3 separate regions of the Homo sapiens genome follow, and all the other regions are linked to region 2. A link is a contact called in ENCODE Hi-C or POLR2A ChIA-PET data. All regions are on one chromosome and are shown on one strand. The core of a region is the stretch at or near the end of the contact, and the rest is flanking DNA. Distances in the headings are between cores, read along the strand shown.

Region 1 (3,211 bases), core at 25-2,524, 480 kb after region 2:
TTGAACAAGACACAAATAGCTGAGCCGAGGCAGTTCAAGATTTTGGGAGGCAGTGCCTCTTTTGGAGAGATCTCTGTTTTGTTTTTGTTTTTTTTGCATAGGACAACACATTCCATAGTACTGGGTACTGAGTTGAACCTAGCATAACAAAAGCGGTCACTCACATCCCTTTGGTTGAGGACTTTTTAGTGCACCACCAATATTCATCTCATGTGCCAGTGGGAGTTAATAATCATGAGCTAGCCAGAAGTTTTGAATGAGATTTGGAATTTCCTTAAGCAAGGCAATTTCAGATAATTGGTGGTTCCTGGACTGCCTAAAGGAAGGGGATTTTCCACATCATCCTTTTGATGGAAGAGACTGAAAATGTTGAATGCACTCAAATTCTCCTCTATCTGTGACTTTAAATCATTTAATCACCAAAATCTTATCATCCTCCTGCCTCCAGGCTTTCTAGCAGAGGGTGCAAGTGTATTAAATGAAGGAAACGCATGGATTCTAAATTCAAACGGGGGTACAGAGTTTCCTGTCTTCTCATCACCTCTCTGAGAGCCTGAGTACTCTCAGATTTTCCCATATTCCTTTCTTCATGCTTAGCAGAGACCACATGCTCTTGTAACAGTTACGAACCGCCGGGTTAGACCTAAGTTCAGCAAATCCCTCTGCACAGATGGGTAAATGCATCTCGCAGTCCTTACAGGACAGCCAGAAAGGCACTGACCACGCTGAACCAGGCTCCTGACCCTGAGATTCAGGGACAGCGAGGGCCGCCCTCTTGGCTTGCCTTGCTCTGTTTCCATGGACAACAAATTTTGTATTGGCTACAGTCTGTGAAACATCAGATATGTTTTCCCTAGAGTTTGTGGTGCTTCTGTTCAGGGAACCTTTTGGTTTTCTTATTTCTTATGAAACATGTTCAGCATTTACAAATGTAGAGAGAATATGTCAGGAGCCTCTTGTCTTAGGTCGGTTTCCCTGGAAACAGCCTCTGAAGCAGAGGTTTGGGAGCAGGTGGTTTTCTTCGGAGAGTCCCCAGGATACGCATCTGCCGGGAAGGGAGGGAAGCAGGAGAGGGCCAGGGAAGGGAATTGGGCCACAGAGCAGGCTCAGCAAGGCCTCAGCCATCCCAGAACTTTGGAACTGAGACGGCCCTGCAGGGATTTCTCCTGCTTTGGGACAAGGAGGGAGGATGGACATTTACATCCTCTCATTGTCTGGATGTGAGCTGCTCCTAGAGAGGGATCTTTAGCTCTCATGTGCTAAAGGTGAGGGATTCAGCTAAGAGCTGGCCTCAGCCAACAGTGCCAGCATCTGGGGTGTCCTGAAGGGGAGAGCAAGGCCACACCCAGCAGCATCCCCTCCACTGAAGGGACAATGTCCACATAAGGCCCATCTTGCCCTCTCTCTGCCTACGCCCACTGCTTCCCTTTGTTTTTGTGTTTTAACACGTTTTTGAGGTGTATATATATTTTTAGACAGGGTCTCGCTCTGTTGCCCAGGCTGGAGTGCAGTGGTGCAATCATAGCTCACCACAGCCTCAAACTCCTGGGCTCAAACCATCCTTCCACCTCAGCCCTCAAGTAGCTGGGACTACAGGCATGTGCCACCACGCCCAGCTAACTTTTAAATTTTTAGTAGAGACGGGGTCTCACCGTGTTGTCCAGGCTGGTTTCCAACTCCTGGGCTCAGGCAATCCGCCTGCCTTGGCCTCCCAAAGTGCTGGGATTACAGGCATGAGCCACCACGCACAGCAGAAGCGTAATTTATGTACCATAAAATTCACTCATTTCGAATGTACAATTGAATGATTTTCAGTAAATTGGCCGAGTTGTGCAACCATCACCTGAATCCAGTTTCAGAACGTTTTCATCACCCTAATGGCACACACACCCTCTTTTTAAAATTATGTCTGGTAGATTTTGAAGCAAATCACGTGAGCTGAGGTTTCAGCTCAGTGAAGTTCTTAGCTTGAAGGGCTCTTTAGCTGGGAATAATATGAGCGAGTGAGGTGCCATTGAACAGTTATTTGAGATCACATCATAGAAGATCTTGGGAGATGTAACTAACTAAAAGCTGTTTCCAAAGAGAATGACTCCAGCTCCCTGTGTTAAGTGGTTTATTCCCCGAGGTCGTCTAAGAATACCACATCTGACAAAGAGCTCCATGCTTTAGAGTTCTTCCAGTTTATTCTTCAAGAGGAGAGCCCGCGTCAGAGACGGGGACTGTTTAAACACATATGGATGTGCGCAAGACAGCAGGTGTTAAAAGAGGAAGGGTGTGTGGGAAAGGAGGCATAGCTCTGATGAGAGGTCATCTTGGTATGTCACCAGAAAAGAGGAAGAGTAAAGACAAAGAAGATTGAACAAGAAACCAAGACAAGGCTGGGTGCCGTGGCTCACGCCTGTAATCCCAGCACTTTGCGAGGCCGAGGCAGGCAGATTGCTTGAGGTCAGGAGTTTGAGACCAGCCTGGCTGGCCAACATGATGAAACCCCATCCCTACTAAAAATACAAAAATTAGCCGGGCATGGTGGCAGGCACCTGTAATCTTAGCTACTTGGGAGGCTGAGGCAGGAGAATCACTTGAACCCAGGAGGCAGAGGTTGCAGTGAGCCAAGATTGTGCCACCGTCCTCCAGCCTGGGTGACAGGGTAAGACCCTGTCTCAAAAAAAAAAAAAGAAAAAAGAAAAAAAGAAAAAGGAAAAGAAAGACAAGGGAAAACTAGGCTATTTCTAAGGTCGTATAAAAATTTGCCTTCATTTGTCACATTTCTGCTCCTGTTGATGAAATAATGGGTCTATAAAAAAAGGGAAGAATGCACTTAAAAAATAGGTATAAATCACATACCATAAAATTCACCCTTTCAAGTTGTACAACTCAGTACAGTACTTTAATATGTTCACAGAGTTGGATCACCATCACCACTACAGAACTTCAGAACATTCCTACCACCCCCAAAACGACCTCTAAACTCACTAGCAGTCACTCCCTATTTCTCTTTCCTTCCCAGCATCTGGCAGTCATGAATCTACATTCTCTCTAAAGATTTGCCTGTTCCGGGCCAGGTGCAGTGGCTCACGCCTGTAATCTCAGCACTTTGGGAGGCCAAGGCAGGCAGATCACCTGAGGTCAGGAGTTCAAGACCAGACTGGTCAACATGGTGAAACCCTGTCTCTACTAAAAATACAGAAATTAGCTGGATGTGGTAGCA
Region 2 (2,949 bases), core at 336-2,835:
CCTATCCATGACTATGTCTGGAAAAATTCTCTTCCCTTTTAAACCATTCAGACATGAGCTGGTACAACATAGTCTTATGGCTTGAACCTCTAGATGAAGGTTTTTTTTCTCAAAGAAAGAAAAATAATTTTTGTTTTTGTTTTTTGAGCCAGGGTCTAGCTCTGTCGCCCAGGCTAGAATGGAGTGGCACAATCTCGGCTCATTGCAACCTCCACTTACTGAATTCAAGCAATTCTCCTGCCTTAGCCTCCTGAGTAGCTGGGACCAAAGAGGTACACCACGACATCTGGCTAATTTTTGTATTTTTAGTAGAAATGGGGTTTCACCATATTGGCCAGGCTGGTCTCCAACTCCTGACCTCAAGTGATCAGCCATCTTGGCCTCCCAAAGTGCTGGGGTTACAGGCATAAGCCACTGTGCCCGTACATAATTCTCATTTTAAAAAACTTTTTATTTTTTATTTTTGCAGAACTGTCAAACTCCTTCCTCAAATTTTCTTCCTATTTTATGATTGCTGACTTTGGGGTGGGGGAAGTCGCAGTGAATATTTATTAACTGTTAGATCCAATGGAACATGTGTCATGGACTCTTTTTCAACTAAGAAGTGGAAGCTGAAGCTGTCTTTCTTTTTTGATTTTAAAATTTCACCTTTATGTTAGATTGGGAAGTACATGTGCAGGTTTGTGACAAGGGTATATTGCGGGATGCTGAGGTTTAGGGTGTGACTGAAGCCCTCATCCAGGTCGTGAGCACAGTAACCAACAGGTCGTTTTTCACGCCTTCCCCTCTCCCTCCCTCTCCCCTCTGGGAGTCCCCAGTGTCTTGTTCCCCTCCTTCCGCCCATGTGTACCCTATGTTTGGCTGCCACTTAATAAGTGAGAATATGCGGTATTTGGTTTTCCGTTTCTGCGTTAATTTGTTGAGCATAATGCTGTTTTCTTTTTTTTCTTTTAGACAGAGTTTCGCTCTTGTTGCCCAGGCTGAGTGCAGTGGTGCCATCTCAGTTCACTGCAACCTCCACCTCCCGGGTTCAAGCGATTCTCCTGCCTTAGCCTCCCGAGTAGCTGGGATTACAGGCGTGTGCCACCACGCCTGGCTAATTTTTGTATTTTTAGTTGAGATGGGGTTTCATCATATTGGTCAGGCTGGTCTCGAACTCCTGACCTCAGGTGATCCACCTGCCTCGGCCTCCCAAAGTGCTGGGATTACAGGCGTGAGCCACCGCGCCTGGCCATGCTGTTTTCTTAAACTAATCAAAAATAGTCTAAATACTGTACTTCACAGAATTTGTAAGGCTGGAAGAATCGGCCTGTGGCTGCTTCCAGCCTGGGAAAGGGATGGGCCACAAGATGGCGCCGCGCGTGCGGCGGTGAAGGCCGAGGCCGCCAGTGCCAGGTGGATGCCCGCCCTCCCCCAGGCCCTCAGGCCACGAGCAGGGGCGGGGGCACGGCTCACGATGTCATTTACACCGAGACAAAAGCCTAAATTGCTCCCTGTGCTTTCAGTGACCTAGGCCTTCCTCTCGTATTCTCTTTCTCTCGTATTCTCAAGTGTTTCTAGAAATGTGCTCTGGAGACATCCCCAAGCCAGTAGCTCCTCCCTCATTCTGAGAAGGCGGTTTAGTGCAGCTGGTCTCTGAAGGCATTGGGTGTTTTCCCCTCAGCTCCCGAGGGACAGCGTGGGAGGGTGGTGCTCTGGGCCTTCTCTCTACCATGCTTTGTTGTTGTTGATTTGTTTAAGCGCCAAACACTGAGTTTCCTTAATGTACCTGTGGGAAGATCAGTGGCAGAACTAGCAGAGGCTGTGTCCGGGCGCGGTGGCTCGCGCCTGTAATCCCAGCTACTGGGGAGGCTGAGGCAGGAGAATCGCTTGAGCCTGGGAGGTGGAGGTTGCAGTGAGCCGAGATCACACCACTACACTCCAGCATGGGTGACAGAGCGAGACTCCATCTCAAAAAAAAAAAAAAAAAAAAAAAAAAAAAAAAAAAGAACTAGCAACAAGCAAAGGCTGTGTTGCTTATGATACTTATTCCTGACAAAGGAAGGATGAACCTGAACTCTTAAATCTAAGGTGTTACCGGAAAGGGGTCCCGATCTAGACCCCAAGAGACCCTCGCACAAGAAGGAATTCAGGGCGAGTCCATAGAGTAAAGTGAAAGGAAGTTTATTAAGAAAGTAGAGAAATAAAAGAATGGCTACTCCATAGATAGAGTAGCGCAGGGGGCTGCTGGTTGTCCATTTTTATGGTTATTTCTGGATGATACGCTAAACAAGCGGTGGATTATTCATGCCTCCCCTTTTTAGACCATACAGGGTAATTCCTGATGTGGCCTTGGCATTTGTAAACTGTCATAGCGCTGGTGGGAGTGTAGCAGTGAGGACCACCAGAGGACACTGTCCTCGCCATGTTGGTTTTGGCCACTGTTTTACTGCAACCTGTTTTATCAGCAAGGTCTTTATGACCTGTGTTTTGTGCGGATCTCCTATCTTATCCTGTGACTTAGAATGCCTTAACCATCTGGGAATGCAGCCCAGTAGGTCTCAGCCTTATTTTACCCAGCTCCTGTTTAAGATGGAGTTGCTCTGGTTCAAACGCCTCTGACAAAGGGACAGTCATTTCACCTCACACATGAAAGCAAACCTAAAATTTTCTCTATTGGAAGTTCAATCTTGGCTAAGGGCATGATTTAGAAATCAAAGGAGTCTGACCTTCACGTGGTTTTGAACACTTGTGGAAAGGTAGCTGTGGGAAGGGACGTAGCCTTTGTAATGCAAGAGGAGAGAATGGGGTGTGGGGCGTGTGGCCCAGAAATGACACAGAACTCTGACAGCACTGCCCGGTTGCCATGTAGCTAGGTAAATATTTGCAAAGCACCTACTGCTTCTCCGGACTCGGGGCAAGTGTCTACTGGGCATGAAACCATCTCCGTGGGGAAGTGAGCCTTACCCA
Region 3 (3,172 bases), core at 228-2,727, 370 kb after region 2:
CAGCCAACTTTCCCAGCCAGGAGTTACTCTTTTTAAAAGGTAGGCACAGGCCTTTGTGAGGGATGCCCTGACCCTTTTGCAGTGGTTTGACTCTTTGAGGCCGTGGTCCGTGGAGTTTGAAACCTGCACAGAAAGAATATTTCCCGAGTCTGGCACCACCTGGCTTTAGTCAGAGGGATCACCTGAGCTGCTCCAGTCCTCTCTCAGCGGCTCCTGGGGAATTGGGAGGGGGGCTGAGGCATGCTGGTGAGATTCAGGGTGCACTGGCATCAGCTCACAGGAGTTTTTTCTGTCTCTTGAAGAGTGACTTTCAGTCCCATCCTGGGTAAGAACAGCTGTTTTGCATGTTGCTGAGTAATTTCTTTGCAGGTCCTTGTGTCCTAGCATCGTCCTTTCTCACCTGCCTTTATTCTGTTTCACGCTGCACAGTATGGAGTGTGCAGTGATTCATTGGGGAGAGAAGAAAATAAAACCAAAAAGCCCATCTGCTTTGTCAGGAGACACCTCCAAACACAGATGCTCCCTCATCCTCCTACAGCAGCTGTTTTCAGCCACACCTCTGGGCTCAAGCCATCCTCCTGCCTCTGCCCCCAAGTGATCATCCTGTTGTCCCACCCATTGTCCCGTAAGCAGGAGTTCAACAGGGACAGAGCGCGGGGTGGGAGGTGGCTGGAATCATCCCATGGCTTAGTGGTGTGGGGACTAAGGAACTATTGTTCCCTCTCCAGCTGGAGCTGCACATCCATTTTCTGCTGTCAGATGCCATCCATGTAGGAGATGCTCCTTCCAGACAGCCCCCCAGAGCCGCCTGGCTGACCTTCCACTCCCGGGCTGAGTGTCACTACGAGTCTTGACTTTCTCGTCATGCTGGTGTTTCACAACCTTGTAGCTAGAGTCCGGTGCAGCTTTTCTTCCTGCCGGCCCATCAGCTTTCGCTTCTCTCTGCCGCTGGGAGGCAACATCTCGGGGTTCTCCAAGGGGAGGTCTCACCTTGAATGAGTCTGGCATTTTGAGGTCATGATGGTGGCCGGGATTCTGCCCATGTTCAGTGGGACTTGGGTGGCAGCACAAGCAGATGAGGCTTGGTTTTGTTCCATTCTTTGTTTAGTTGCTCACTCATTCCTTCATTTGGCAGATGCCATATACTGTGCTGGAAGAGAGGATGCAGCCGTGACCCAGACAGACAAAGTCTCTGTTTTGATGGGGCGTATGTTGGAGAGTGGAGGGGCAGGGACAGTGGATGATCAACAAGATAATTTTGGAAGCTGATAGGAGCTGTGGGGAACATGAGAGAGGTTGATGTGGGGTGTGGTGGAGGAGGAGAGTTTGGGGGCTCGGGAGGCCTTCCTGTGGGTGGCATAGTGAGAGCCTGGGTATACCTGCCCCGTGGCTGCCCAGGTCTGACCCGGAATCCGGTTGTGTTGGATGGTACCACTGAGAATCGTCATTTCCTGGGACTTCCCATCCGCTTTTCTTGAGAAAGTCACTGCCCTTTTAAGTTGCTTGTTTGTTTTAGTAAACGTAGTCAATGAAGCAGTGAGTCAGTGCAAAACTGTTCAGATGTCACCGATGGGAATAGGTTAGATACAAAGTTGTGTTCATTCACCAATGGCTTGTTGAGTACCCCCTAAGCCCACGGCGCAGTGCAGGAGCTCTTAGATTCAAAGAACTCTGGTCTGGGGGAGGGTGGAGGTGTGAGGATTCCTTTAGAAGAGAGAAGGGACCCACGCCATCTTGCTGGGGGGGAAGAGGCCCTCTGCCTTTCAGATCTATCGGTTCATGGCTTTGCAAATATCAGTATTTGCTAAAAATGAGGCCTACAGATTTTAATGTGGCAAAACGGATTTTATTTCTGAATGTTAACCAAGTTGAGGTTAGGAGTAATGATCTGCAGTGCGAAAAGGGGGTTTTTATCTTATAATGATTAATTCTTTTCTTCCTTCCCTTCTAAAAAAAATGTGATTCCTGATAAAACCTGATGTTTCACTTTATATTTAAATGATACTCCATTGAGCATTTTATTAGTAACAATTCAGTACTTAAATTGCATATTTCAGTTATAAGAGACAATTCACTAGGCTTGCAAGAAAACTATCCTATTTAAAGTAGGAGAAATCTCCCTCTTGATTACTGTGGAGGTTTCTTCATCTAGACATTTTAAACACTTTCCAAACAGTCCTTGCAGTTTTTCTTTTGTATTGTGGCAAAATACACATAACATACAATTTACCATCTTAGGCATTTTTAAGTATCCAGTTCAGTGGCATTAAGTACATTTCACATTGTTATATGATCCTTACCACCATCTGTCTGCAGAGCTCTTTTCATCTTATAAAATACCCTTGGAGGTTTTCCAGTTTCTCTTGCTAGCAGGTATGTTTTAGTTAAGGCAATATACCAGGTTTAGTTAAGGTGCTATACCAGGTATTTTACACATAATCTGATTGAATTCTCACCATAATCCTCTAAGGGGCATATTATATATGTGGTTTTTGTTTTGTTTTGTTGAGACGGTATTTTGCTTTGTCACCTGGGCTAGAGTGCGGTGGCACGATCATAGCTCACCGCAGCCTTGACCTCTGGGGCTCAAGCGATCCTCCCACCTCAGCTTCCTGAGGAGCTGAGACTACAGGTGTGTGCCACCACACCAGGCTATTTTTTGTATTTTTTGTAGTGACGCAGTCTCACTCTGTTGCCCAGGCTGGCCTCAAACTCCTGGGATCAAGCGTTTCTCCCACCTCAGCCTCCCAAAGTGCTGGGATTGTAGGCCTGAGCCACTGTGCCTGGCCTTATATGCAGTTTTCGCCAATGAGGAAACAGACTGAGAGGGGTTGAATAACTTGTTTGAAGTTATACAGCCAGCAGATGTCGGAATGGGCATTTGGACCCAGCTTCCTCCAAAGCTGAGGCTTTTTCTGTTGTTCCACAGTGATTTTCAGTTAGAAGTTTTGATTCTGGCATCTTGCCTTCTGTCAGTAACTGTTTTCAGCACAGAACAGAATACTGTTCACATTTTCTCTGAATATTGGACATGCTTCCTGTGTACTTCAGTGTTCTTGCTCAGGAAATCTGAGGAGCCACCGAGCACCAAAAGAACAGGCATCTGTAAAAGCAACTCAGAATTAAGACCATACTTTTTATTTTTATTTTTTTGATACAGTCTCTCTCTCTC

What was found. Hi-C counts contacts between places; a loop is a spot of excess contacts on that map. ChIA-PET counts read pairs that join two places held with the same protein, here RNA polymerase II (POLR2A). Pooled maps may share reads with other maps.
Region 1: a map with no recorded cell type shows a loop between it and region 2 (6-fold over the local background). The contact joins two enhancer-like sites. A Hi-C loop is called at or near these places in 1 of 37 single-sample maps with no recorded cell type and 2 of 50 pooled maps. POLR2A ChIA-PET finds 5 or more read pairs at or near these places in 2 of 52 experiments (HEK293T and activated T-cell).
Region 3: a map with no recorded cell type shows a loop between it and region 2 (5-fold over the local background). The contact joins two enhancer-like sites. A Hi-C loop is called at or near these places in 2 of 168 maps with a recorded cell type or tissue (GM11168 and GM13977), 4 of 37 single-sample maps with no recorded cell type and 8 of 50 pooled maps. POLR2A ChIA-PET finds 5 or more read pairs at or near these places in 2 of 52 experiments (OCI-LY7 and activated B cell).

The regions. Positions count from the first base shown.
Region 1 is chr10:12,740,682-12,743,892 of GRCh38, forward strand. All of the region lies in intron 3 of CAMK1D (calcium/calmodulin dependent protein kinase ID), which reads left to right. Among named protein-coding and RNA genes, the nearest start is that of MIR548Q, 17 kb to the left of the region's middle. RefSeq lists an enhancer at 1-228. Within about 2 kb of position 1,275, at least 8 of the 41 ENCODE cell types and tissues checked have a DNase peak (open chromatin) inside an H3K27ac peak, as active enhancers do.
Region 2 is chr10:12,262,991-12,265,939 of GRCh38, forward strand. No RefSeq gene overlaps it. Among named protein-coding and RNA genes, the nearest start is that of CDC123, 68 kb to the left of the region's middle. RefSeq lists silencers at 700-749, 1,320-1,379 and enhancers at 1,187-1,725, 1,600-1,699. Within about 2 kb of position 1,586, at least 24 of the 41 ENCODE cell types and tissues checked have a DNase peak (open chromatin) inside an H3K27ac peak, as active enhancers do.
Region 3 is chr10:12,633,839-12,637,010 of GRCh38, forward strand. All of the region lies in intron 2 of CAMK1D (calcium/calmodulin dependent protein kinase ID), which reads left to right. Among named protein-coding and RNA genes, the nearest start is that of MIR4481, 18 kb to the right of the region's middle. Within about 2 kb of position 1,478, at least 2 of the 41 ENCODE cell types and tissues checked have a DNase peak (open chromatin) inside an H3K27ac peak, as active enhancers do.